2 separate regions of the Mus musculus genome follow, and region 1 is linked to region 2. The links are chromatin loops, found by intact Hi-C in ENCODE. Cell type or tissue: gastrocnemius. All regions are shown on one strand. Each heading gives the region's core, and the rest is flanking DNA. Links, peaks and the distances in the headings are about the cores only. Region 1 overlaps Hip1 (huntingtin interacting protein 1). Region 2 has its middle 6.3 kb from the start of Pom121.

Evidence for each region. Peaks named below come from ENCODE experiments on the same cell type or tissue, not always from the same donor. Only the 100,000 strongest peaks of a DNase experiment are listed, where the experiment ranks them.
Region 1: a loop joins it to region 2, with 6 times the contacts of the local background. A loop is called at or near these places in 25 of 42 quality-filtered maps.

Annotation. Positions count from the first base shown.
Region 1 is chr5:135,492,348-135,497,722 of GRCm38, forward strand. All of the region lies in intron 1 of Hip1 (huntingtin interacting protein 1), which reads right to left. Among named protein-coding and RNA genes, the nearest start is that of Gm52790, 41 kb to the right of the region's middle. In gastrocnemius, for the core only: a CTCF peak has its summit at 2,106 (motif pointing left); DNase peaks (open chromatin) are centred at 952, 2,074 and 4,344; H3K27ac peaks cover 1,481 bases.
Region 2 is chr5:135,398,207-135,403,581 of GRCm38, forward strand. It overlaps a transcript of Pom121 not described here. Among named protein-coding and RNA genes, the nearest start is that of Pom121, 6.3 kb to the left of the region's middle. In gastrocnemius, for the core only: a CTCF peak has its summit at 2,243 (motif pointing right); a DNase peak (open chromatin) is centred at 2,244.

The DNA.
Region 1 (5,375 bases), core at 221-5,220, 94 kb after region 2:
GAAAGATAAGAGTCTGCATCAATACCTAGCTAAAAAGGCACTGGAGATTTGAACTTAAGTCTTCATGCTTGAGGAACAAACACTTAACCTACTACCAACACAAAGTTTAAACCTGGGACAAATGGCTGAGGTGCCTACTTAAGATATCAAAGGGCACACTGGCCACCAGGTTCTCCCTGCACCCCTAAGTCCTAACCCCTGGATGGCACCACCACCCGACCTGAACCCTCCAGCCAGGGGCTGTGCTGCCCTTGCTCCAGATGCCCTTCCCTTTAGAATCCAACCATTTGGTTACCTGCCCTCTTGGACTTCTCTCTTTGAGCCTCCTAGTTACTGAACCTGGCTCCCCTCCCCTCCTGTCCCTATCTTCCCCTCCCCTCCCCTCCCCTCCTCACATGGCTAAGGGGCATGACCAACTGGACTCTCCCAACTGATTTCTGTAAGGTGTCCCTGCCTCTGGCTATGCTCTCCCTTGTATCTACAATAAACTTTCTCCGCCACCACACCCAGAAGTCATGTCCTTTCCTTTCTATTTTTTTCCATTCAAAACTTTTGATTGTGACCTAGTAACATAAATTTCCAGGTTCTGGGCTCCAGAGCCATAAGAAGATGAGGGGGCAAGGTACTGCTTCTATTTTTATTACATTTACGAAAGAGAGAGGCTGTGCGTGTGTGCGTGTGTGTGTGTGTGTGTGTGTGTGTGTGTGTGTGTGTGTGTGTGTGTTTGCAAAAATCCATTCTTTCCACCATGTGGGATCCAGGAGATCTGAACTTAGGTCACTGGGTTTGGTGGCAAGCACCCTTACCCATTGAGCCCTGTCATTGGCCCCAGAATTCTGATGTTTTAACTACTGAGCCTGTGGTCAGCTTTGTTGTAGCGATTACTGGAAATGCACATGCTCAAAGGCCAGCAAGCACTGAAGCTTGCCTAAACTGCCCTTGGGCTGGGCTGCTTTCCAGTTACCTCACCCTGAAGCTGTGACAAAAGAGGACCAGCTAGCCAGGGGCAAGAATGTACCTTGCTCCATTTACAGGGGCGAGGCCTGTGCAGAAGTGTCTCAGAAAACAGCCTCTGGGGGCTGCTGAGCACCTAAAGGCACTTACCTAAAGAACTAAGTTCGATCCCTGGGACCCACATGATAAAAGGAGTCAACTGATTACTGGAAGCTGCCCTCTGACCTCCACACAAGGACAGTGGCATATGTGGGACATGTGTGGGCCCCACCAATAAATGAATAAGCACATAAATAAGTAAATAAATAAATGGAGTAAAAATTGTAAAACAAACACACCCTCTCAACTGATCTACATATTTGCCTGTAGTCTCTTCCTCTCTCATCATTCTTTTTTTTTTTTTTTTAAAGATTTATTTATTATTATAATTAAGTACACTGTAGCTGTCTTCAGGCACACCAGAAGAGAGTGTCAGATCTCATTACGGATGGTTGTGAGCCACCATGTGGTTGCTGGGATTTGAACTCAGGACCTTCGGAAGAGCAGTCAGTGCTCTTAACCGCTGAGCCATCTCTCCAGCCCCCTCTCTCTCATCATTCTTACAGTAATTTAATTATAATTTCTCATCGGCCAACCTCAAATAAAAAACAGATCCCCTTTTTTTTTTTTTAATCAAGACCTTTAATGCTTTGGCCTCCCCTCCCACCTTTGTAGTCTACCTTCTCCCAGTCTCTCACCCCTCCCACTTTACCATACTTCTCATCTTTGGCAATTTAAGTGAGACCCTTACCTCAAAGTAAAAACCAAAAAAACCTAAACAAACAAACAAAATATAAAGAGGGCTGGGGGCATGACTCAGCAGTAGAGCCCTGCCTAGAATCCTCCAGTAAGGGGCTGGGGGCGTGGCTCAGCGGTAGAGCCCCTGCCTAGAATCCCCCAGGGAGGGCCTGGGGGCGTGGCTCAGTGGTGGAGCACCTGCCTAGAATCCTCCAGTGAGGGGCTGGGGGCGTGGCTCAGTGACAGTGCTTTCCTAGCAGGTGTGAAAGCCTCAGTACCACACATAAAAGAAAGTTTTATGGAAAAGGGAGAAAGCTGCCATTCTTTGACAAGTATATAGACCAGTGGATGTGTCCTGGTGGAGGCTGACACCTACTGGTGACCAGATTTGTGCAGCCTGGCCCTACACATTCCACACCACAGGCCTTGGGGGCCAGGCCAGGGTAGGGCGTTGATACAGAGCATTGCGTTGTAAAGGTGATCAATTTCAGTAATTCCCAGTGATAAGCTTAGTAATCAAACAATGCTTGTCAAAGGGCTTGTAGCCTTAGTTGTTACGCTATTGTTTTTAAAAATAAAGTCTCTCTCTACAGGGCTGCAGTGTTTACAAAATACCTTTTGGTCTATTGTCTCGTTCAATCCTACGCGCATCCGGGAGGCTGGGGCAGAAGGCATTGTTATGACTACGGAGATACATGCTGATATAAGGAGCAGTGACCATGGAACCTGGGGATAAGCAGGGATAGGCCAGAGGTCCCTGGATTTGTTTTGTTTTGTTTTTTGTATTTTTTTCAACTGTTTATTTGTGGTTGTGAGCCTCCTCCGTGTGGGTGTTGAGAATCAAACCCAGGTCCTCTGGAAGAGCAGGCAGTACTCTTAACCACAGAGCCACCATCTCTCTAGCTCCTGACCTGCCTCAAGGGTGCTGGGGACCCAGGTGTGCACTGCCACACCCACCTTAAGTTTCTTCAACTTTGTATACTATGCTTTAATATCTGCAGTGAAGAGATGGGACTAGGTTGTGGCTCAGTGGGTAGCATCCTTACCTAGCACGCATGAAGCTCTGAGCTCCATTCCAGTGTCACATCAACCCACCATGGCAGAACACAGCCCTCAGGAGGCAGAGGCAGGGGGATTAGACATTCAAGCTCATCTTTGGCTACCTTAGCGAGTTGAAGTCTAGCCTGGACTACAGGAGACACATTTCAAAACATCCAACGTGGGTTGGAGAGATGGCCCATCAGATAAAGGCTCGTGCCTGGAGAGGCTTTGGCAAGCTGAGTTCGAACCCTGGAGCCCATGTGAAGGCAAAATGGAGAGAACAGACTCCACATCGTTGTCCTCTGACCTTCATGTGTGTGCCACGGCAGATATGTGCACACACAAGAATAATTAAATAAATAGAAACATTAGGAAAGATGGAAGAGAAGGTGATATGAAGGAAGGGGTAACAGAAGAGCAGAGAGACAGCTCAGCGGTTAAGGGCATTCACCGCTGCTGTGTCAGAGGGCCAGGGTTTGGAGTGTGTAGCATCTACAACAGATGGCTCACAAATACCACTAACTCCAGCTCCGGGGAATTTGCGCCTCCTTCTGGCCTCTGTGAACACCTGCGCACTCTGCACACACATGCACAGCACAGACACACACAAATAAAATCATACAATAAGTCTTTGTTGTTTGTTGAAACAAGATTTCTCTGTGTCGCCCTGGGCTGTCCCCCTTCAAACTCAGAGATAAGCCCGTCTCTCCTTCCTGGGTGCTGGAACTACAGGTGCCTGCCACCACACCCGGCTATAACATGTCTTTTTTTTTTTTCTTCCGAGACGGAGTTTCTCTGTGTAGCCCTGGCTGTCCTAGCTGTAGACCGGGCTAGTCTGGAACTCAGAAATCCACCTGCCTCTGCCTCCCAAGTGCTGGGATTAAAGGCGTGCACCACCACTGCTCAGCAACATAAAAGAGCTGAACCTGATGGCATACAGATCTCTGTAAGTTTGAGGCCAGCCTAGTCTACAAAGTGGGTTCTAAGACAGCCAGAGCTACACAGAGAAACCCTGTCTAAAAAAAATAGAAAGAAAAGCAAAAAAGAAGAAAAAGGAAAAGGAAAGGAAAGGAAAGAGGGGCTGGTGAGATGGCTCAGTGGGTAAGAGCACCCGACTGCTCTTCCAAAGGTCCAGAGTTCAAATCCCAGCAACCACATGGTGGCTCACAACCATCCGTAACGAGATCTGACTCCCTGGTGTGTCTGAAGACAGCTACAGTGTACTTACATATAATGAATAAATAAATCTTAAAAAAAAAGGAAAGGAAAGAAAGAGAGAGAGAAAGAATAAGAAAAAGAACCCTATGGATTGGCTAAGCATCTCTCCGGTGTGTCTATCAGGTGCCTCCAGAGACAGATCTGGAGGGCTTTGACCTAATCAGAGGATTAATTATTTAATGTATTCACAATATGCCATTATAGAAGGTGGTCAAAGGTAGGGTGGGGCCCAGCTGGAGGAAAATCACTGAGTATGACTTTTTTTTTTTTTTTGAAACAGCATTTCATGTCCCTTAGGCTATGTACCTGATCCCTTTACCTCCACCTCCTGCGTGCTGCTGGCATTACAGGCTCCTCCAACTGTGCCCAGTTTGTGTAGTGCCAAGGACGGAACTCAGCCTTGTGTATACCAGGCAAGTACTCCACTGACTTACATCCCCAACCCCTTTCTTTCTCTTTTACTTTTTGTTTCTTTCTTTTTTCATTCTTATTTGTTTGTTTGTTTTTTGAGATAGGGTTTCTCTGTGTAGCCCTAGCTGTCCTGGATCTAAGCTCTGTAGACTCATAGAGATCTACCAGTCTGAGTGCTGGGATTAAAGGCATTCCCCAAAAGCACCTGGCCCTGTGTTTTTTTCCTTTTTTATCGTCGGAGACCCCAGCCCATGAAATATCAGTGCCTACATTCAGGGTGGGTCTTCCCTCCCTAGTTAAATATCTCTGCAAACACCTCAGCACTTCTATTTATTATATGTTATTTATGTATTTATGTATTTATTTATTTAGAGACAGGGTCTCACTACGTAGCCCTGGCTGACCTGGAACTCAACATGTAGTCCAGGCTGGCTTCAAAGTCAGAGATAAGCTTGCCTCTGCCTCCCATGTGCTGGGGAATTAGAGGCGTGCACCACCACAGCTGGCAGGTTTTATTCATTTGTGTTGTTTTGTGTGTGTGTGTGTGTGTGTGTGTGTGTGTGTGTGTATGCAGTGTATATCAGAGAGAGAAAGGGAGAAGGGGAGAGACAATGTGGGGTCAAAGGCTGACCTGAAGAAGATAATTTTCTCCTTCAACAGCGTGTGTCCCAGGGGCTGAACTCAGGTTGTCAGTCTTGGTGTCTGACACCTTTACCAGCCCAGCCATTTTGCTGGCCCAAGACTCAAGAGTCTAAGTCTCAGCAAGTAGGCGATTGGTCAATACAGCAGGAAGAGGGTGGAGCTAAGCCGCTCTTGGGGCAGCTGGTGCCCTGGACTTCTGGGATTCGTACTCAGAATGACAAATTTAGCAATTAGAATGCCTATGGCTCTTCCCAGGCATGTCACCCTCTGTGTTCCTGAAAAAACAAACAGTAGTCAGTAGTTCTGGACAGAGTCCTGAGCTGACCCCACAG
Region 2 (5,375 bases), core at 307-5,306:
CACAAACAGTGATAATGTTTTTTGTTTTGTTTTGAAACAGGGTCTTATTAGGTAGCTCTATCCTGGAATTCACTGTGTAGATTAGGCTGGCCTTGAACTTAGAGAGTTCTATCTGCCCCTGCCTCCCAAGTGCTGGACATAAAAGTGTGGGTAACTATGCCCCGCATACATTTTTAAAAAGGGTTGCAGGGCTGTGATGCCCTGGTACTATGGCCTTGCTGCCTCTCCACACATGCCTTGCGTGGTTGCTGTGCCTTGTTCAGCCTCCCTGCATCCAGAGCTTCTTGGAGGAACTAAAGAGAGCAGGCATGGCACCACGCTTCTCTCCAGACTTCCCTGCGCTATCTGGAGAAGAATGTGTAGACTTGGTCCTGAAATTTTCTCAAGTTTTTAAAGAAATGTTGGTTTTATGTGTGTGGGTGTTTTGCCTCTGTGTGTGTGTATACCATATGTACGCTTGGTGCCAGTGGAGGTCAGAAGAGAGAGTGGAACATCCTAGGACTGGACTTATGGATGGTTGTCATGCCTGCCATGATGCTGCTGGGGAAAACACGTGGATCCTATATAAGAACGAGTGCTCTTAAATGCTGAGCCATGTCTCTAGTGCAGTTTTCAGGAGTTGTTGTTTGTTTGTTTGTTTTGAGATGGGGGTCTTGTGTAACTCAGGTTGCTTCACTATGTAACTGATGTTACAATGAATTCCTGACCTGTTTTTATCTCCTGAGTGCTGAGGGTCACAGGTGTAAGGGTTACCATATCCCACCTCAAATTTGGCTTTACCTTCTGGGGACCGGTCAACAAACACACTTGTAACTTTCTGTCATATACAGAGGTTTCAAGGGTGCACTGATTGGCTGTCGTGTGTCCTCCAGCCTCCCTGCTCTGAGGCACTTGCGGTTCCTACACAGAGGGCATGACTACGGATACAGAGCATCCTTGCCTTCCTCTCTTCCCTCACAGCACTTTGCCTTGGAGCGAATCTTTATTGCTACATAGCTCCTTGGCTAAGTCCGTCATCCTGTGCTAGCACAAAGCTTACGGCCCGTCCTGCTTGGGTCTGCTCACTTCCTTCCTCCCCTCTCCTTTCATGTGCATGAGCCTGTGCTCGTGTGAGCGAGTTCATGTGTATGCAAAAGCACCTCTGACACAGGACCAACCCTCCTTCACTCAGTGGTAGCAGTTGGGATACCCTTCAATTGTGATGACACCTCTGGCTTATGTAAAAGGTAAACTTGGTGGGCTGTGGGCTGACACCAAGGTAGGTGAGTCAGATTCCTCTTGCCTGAAGGTTGAGAATGAAATTTCTATCCACTGGCCAGTCTGGCGATTCACACTCCCCACACTCCCGACGCTTGGGAGATGGAGGCAGTGGGGTCAGAAGTTCAAGGCCATCCTTGACGACATAGTTGAGTTGAGGCTAGCCTTTGATACAGAAACAGAAGGACCCTGTTTGTAAAACGGAAAGTGAGGAAGAAACTAAGACATTCCCAGATAAAGAAACCAATGGAATGTTTTGATAGGGCCTCGGAAACTGCTTTTGCTACAAAGCCACTGACTCCTCTCTTGGCACCCACAACTGAAGTAAGTACTCAATGACCTGTGACCTGGATTTAATACCACATGGAAGACGGCAGCAACCAACCCCGGAAAGTTGGCTTCTGACTTCCACATGTGTACTTTGGCACCAAAGGACCTCTCTCTCTCTCTCTCTCTCTCTCACACACACACACACACACAATCACAACGTTTTCTTTCTTACTTTTTTTAAAGTAGAAGCAGGCAGCTGGAACTGGTAACTCACTTGAACCCCAGGCTTTGGGAGGCAGAGGCTGGAGGATCTCTCTGTTAGAGGATAGCCTGGTCTACAGAGTGAGTTAGCCCCAGGACAGCCAGAACTACACAGAGAAACCTGTTTTGGGAAGCAAAACAAAAAACCACAAAACAAAACAAACAAATAACAAGCAAGCAAGCAAACAAACAAGCAGGCTGAATAGCAGGACACCCCTGCCTCCATTTTGTGTCTTTCTCCACTGGAGTTGCCTCCTTACCTCTGTATGTAGACCATCAATCACTCAAGCTAATGTTTGTACCACTCCCCTCTGAAATGAACTGAGGCATGTCAGCTTTTTAGTGTCTCAGACACCTGAAAGATTCCTAAAGTCACCAGTTACTCTAAACTTGGAACCACCTTGGACTTCAGAACAGCTGAGCGTCTAAGGACAGAGCCATCCCTCACCACCAGGGGGCACTGGTTCACTACAGAGGTGGCTCCTGGATCAGGAATGGTTCCCTTCTGAGAACCTGAGTGTCCTGTCAAGCAATAAGGATTTCTTCAGGCCACTTGCAAAAGCAGAACTCAGGCAGGGATCAACCAGATCCCATTAATTACACATAGCTCGTTATTCCTGGTTATTATGGACTAAGATCACTAGACCCTTTTATCTCTCCCACTTTCCAGCATACACTTAAAAGTAAATAAATTTGTTCACTGTGTGTGTATAGGCACACACTCGAATGTGTGGTTTTTGGAGACAGAGTTTTTCTTCTGCATAGCCCTGGCTGTCCTGGAACTCGATCTGTAGACCAGGCTAACTTGAACTCAGAGATCTGCTTGCATCTGCCTCCCAAATGCTGGGATCAAAGGTGTGCCTCACATGCCTAAGCTTAGACTTTAATATGCAAGAGATAACAAAGCGGCCGGGGTTAAAATATGGTCCTTCCCAGCATTATCTTCAGTCTCCCCTGCAACATCATCTGACAAACTGCAGGACTGTGAGAAACCTCTTCCTGGGAGGACAAAGATATTCTTCCTTGCTATCCCTCCTAAACTAGGTTGGAATTTTTCCTGCCTCCAACTCCTGGCTGCTGTATTACAAACACATGCCGCCAATCAGCATCGTTCTCTCCTCCTCCGCAGAAACCAAGGAGGGCCTTTTTTTTTTTTTTTTTTTTTTTTTTTTTGGTTTTTCGAGACAGGGTTTCTCTGTGTAGCCCTGGCTGTCCTGGAACTCACTCTGTAGACCAGGCTGGCCTTGAACTCAGAAATCTGTCTGCCTCTGCCTCCCAAGTGCTGAGATTAAAGGCGTGCACCACCACTGCCTGGCTTTAGGAGCCTTTTATTTTAGATTTATTTTTAGTGTTTTCCTTGCATGTATGTATATCCACCACCACATACATGCCTGGTCATGAAGAGGTCAGAAGAGGGCATTGGAACTCCTGGAACTGGACAGTTGTGAGACACTACTCAGGTGCTGGGAATTGAACCCAGGTCCTCTGGAAGAGCAGCAAAGGCCCATGAACACCAAGACATCTCCACAGCCTCCTGCTTTGTCTTTTAGTGTTTATTTATTCCTGCAAAATCATGAAAACTTCATAAAGCTATTTTTATTCCCAGTACTTTACAATGCCAGTGACAGATGACAATTTGTCTTTTCTTCTGTTCCCTCCTCCTCCTCCTCTTCCTCCTCCTTTTTTTTTAAATAGTTTTTTTTGGGGGGTGGGGTTCAAGACAGGGTTTCTCTGTATAGCCCTGGCTGTCCTGGAACTCACTTTGTAGACCAGGCTGGCCTCGAACTCAGAAATCTTGCCTGCCTCTGCCTCCTGAATGCTGGGATTAAAGACGTGTGCCACCATGCCTGGCTAAAATAGTTTTTTTTTTTTTTTAAGATTAGTTTATTTATTATATGTAAATACACTGTGGCTGTCTTCAGACACACAAGGAGAAGGCGTCAGATCTTGTTATGGGTGGTTGTGAGCCACCATGTGGTTTGCTGGGATTTGAACTCATGACCTTTTTTTAGGTGCTTTTACCCGTTGAGCCATCTCACCAGCCCAGTTTTTTGGTTTTTTTTTTTGGTTTTTTTAACTATTTATTTATTATATGTAAGTACACTGTAGCTGTCCTTAGACACTCCAGAAGAGGGAGTCAGATCACGTTACGGATGGTTGTGAGCCACCATGTGGTTGCTGGGATTTGAACTCAGGACCTTCGGAAGAGCAGTCTGGTGCTCTTACCCACTGAGCCATCTCACCAGCCCCCTGGTTTTTTTTTTTTTTTTTTTTTTTAAGATTTATTTATTATGTATACAGCATTCTACCTGCACATACACCTGCAGGCCAGAAGATGGCATCAGATCCCATTACAGATGGTTGTGAGCCACCATGTGGTTGCTGGGAACTGAACTCAGGACCTCTGGAAGAGCAGTCAGTGCTCCTAACCTCTGAGCCATCTCTCCAGCCCTTTTTGTTTGTTTTTAAGATTTATGTAACTGAGTACACTGCCATTTGTCTTCAGACACCAGAAGTGGTCATCGGATCCCATTACAGATGCTTGTGAGCCACCATGGGGTTGCTGGGAATTGAACTCAAGACCTCTGGAAGAGCAAAGTCAGTGCTTCTAACTCCTGAACCATCCTCCAGCCTCTCTCTCCTCCTCTTCTTCTGTAGTTTTTACTTATTTATTTTTTTCTTTCAGTATGGTGCACTTTTAAAGTTTATTTTATTACTTTACATGTAAGCAGGGTTTTTTTTTTTTCTTGCATCCATACAAATGTATATATGTGCACCACAGACATGCCTGGTGCCCTTAAAAATCTCAGACGAGGGCTTCAGATTCTCCTGAGCCTTGAAGTTACAGGTAACCCTTTGTGAGCTGCCATATGGGTGCTAGGAACCCAATCTACTGCAAAAGCAACCACTCAGCCCACTCTTCAACTCTTAGTGCATTACTTTGAATTATTACTATTTTTTAAGATTTATTTATAATTATATCTAAGTACACTGTGGCTGTCTTCAGATGCACCAAAAGAGGGCGTCAGATCTCATTACAGATGGTTGTGAGCCACCATGTGGTAGCTGAGATTTGAACTCAGGACCTTCAGAAGAGCAGTCGGTGCGCTTAACCACTGAACCATCTCTCCAGCCCTGAATTATTATTTTTTGAGGTAAGTTCTTACTATGATAGGCCAAGCTGGCCTAAAACTTGCTATGTAGGCAAGGTTAATCAAGAACTCACAAAGAAGGATCTATCTGCCTGTGCCTGCTGAGTGCTGGGAATAAAGGTGTATGCTATCATGTCCAGCATGAGTGTCTTTTTGTCGAGACAGGGTTTCTCTGTGTATCCCTGGTTGTCCTGGAACTTGTTCTGTAGGCCAGGCTGGCCTTGAACTCAGAGAGATCCACCTGCCTCTGTCTCCTGAGTACTGGGATTAAAGGTGCCGGCCACCAAGCTCAGCATGAGTATCCTCTTAAAACGAAACCCTCCACAGCTTATTATAATGTGTGGGTGCTTTTCCTGAAAGCATGTATATATACCATATGTGTCACAGTAACCCTGACTGGAGAAGAGGGTGTCAAAGCTGGTGGAACTGTAGTTA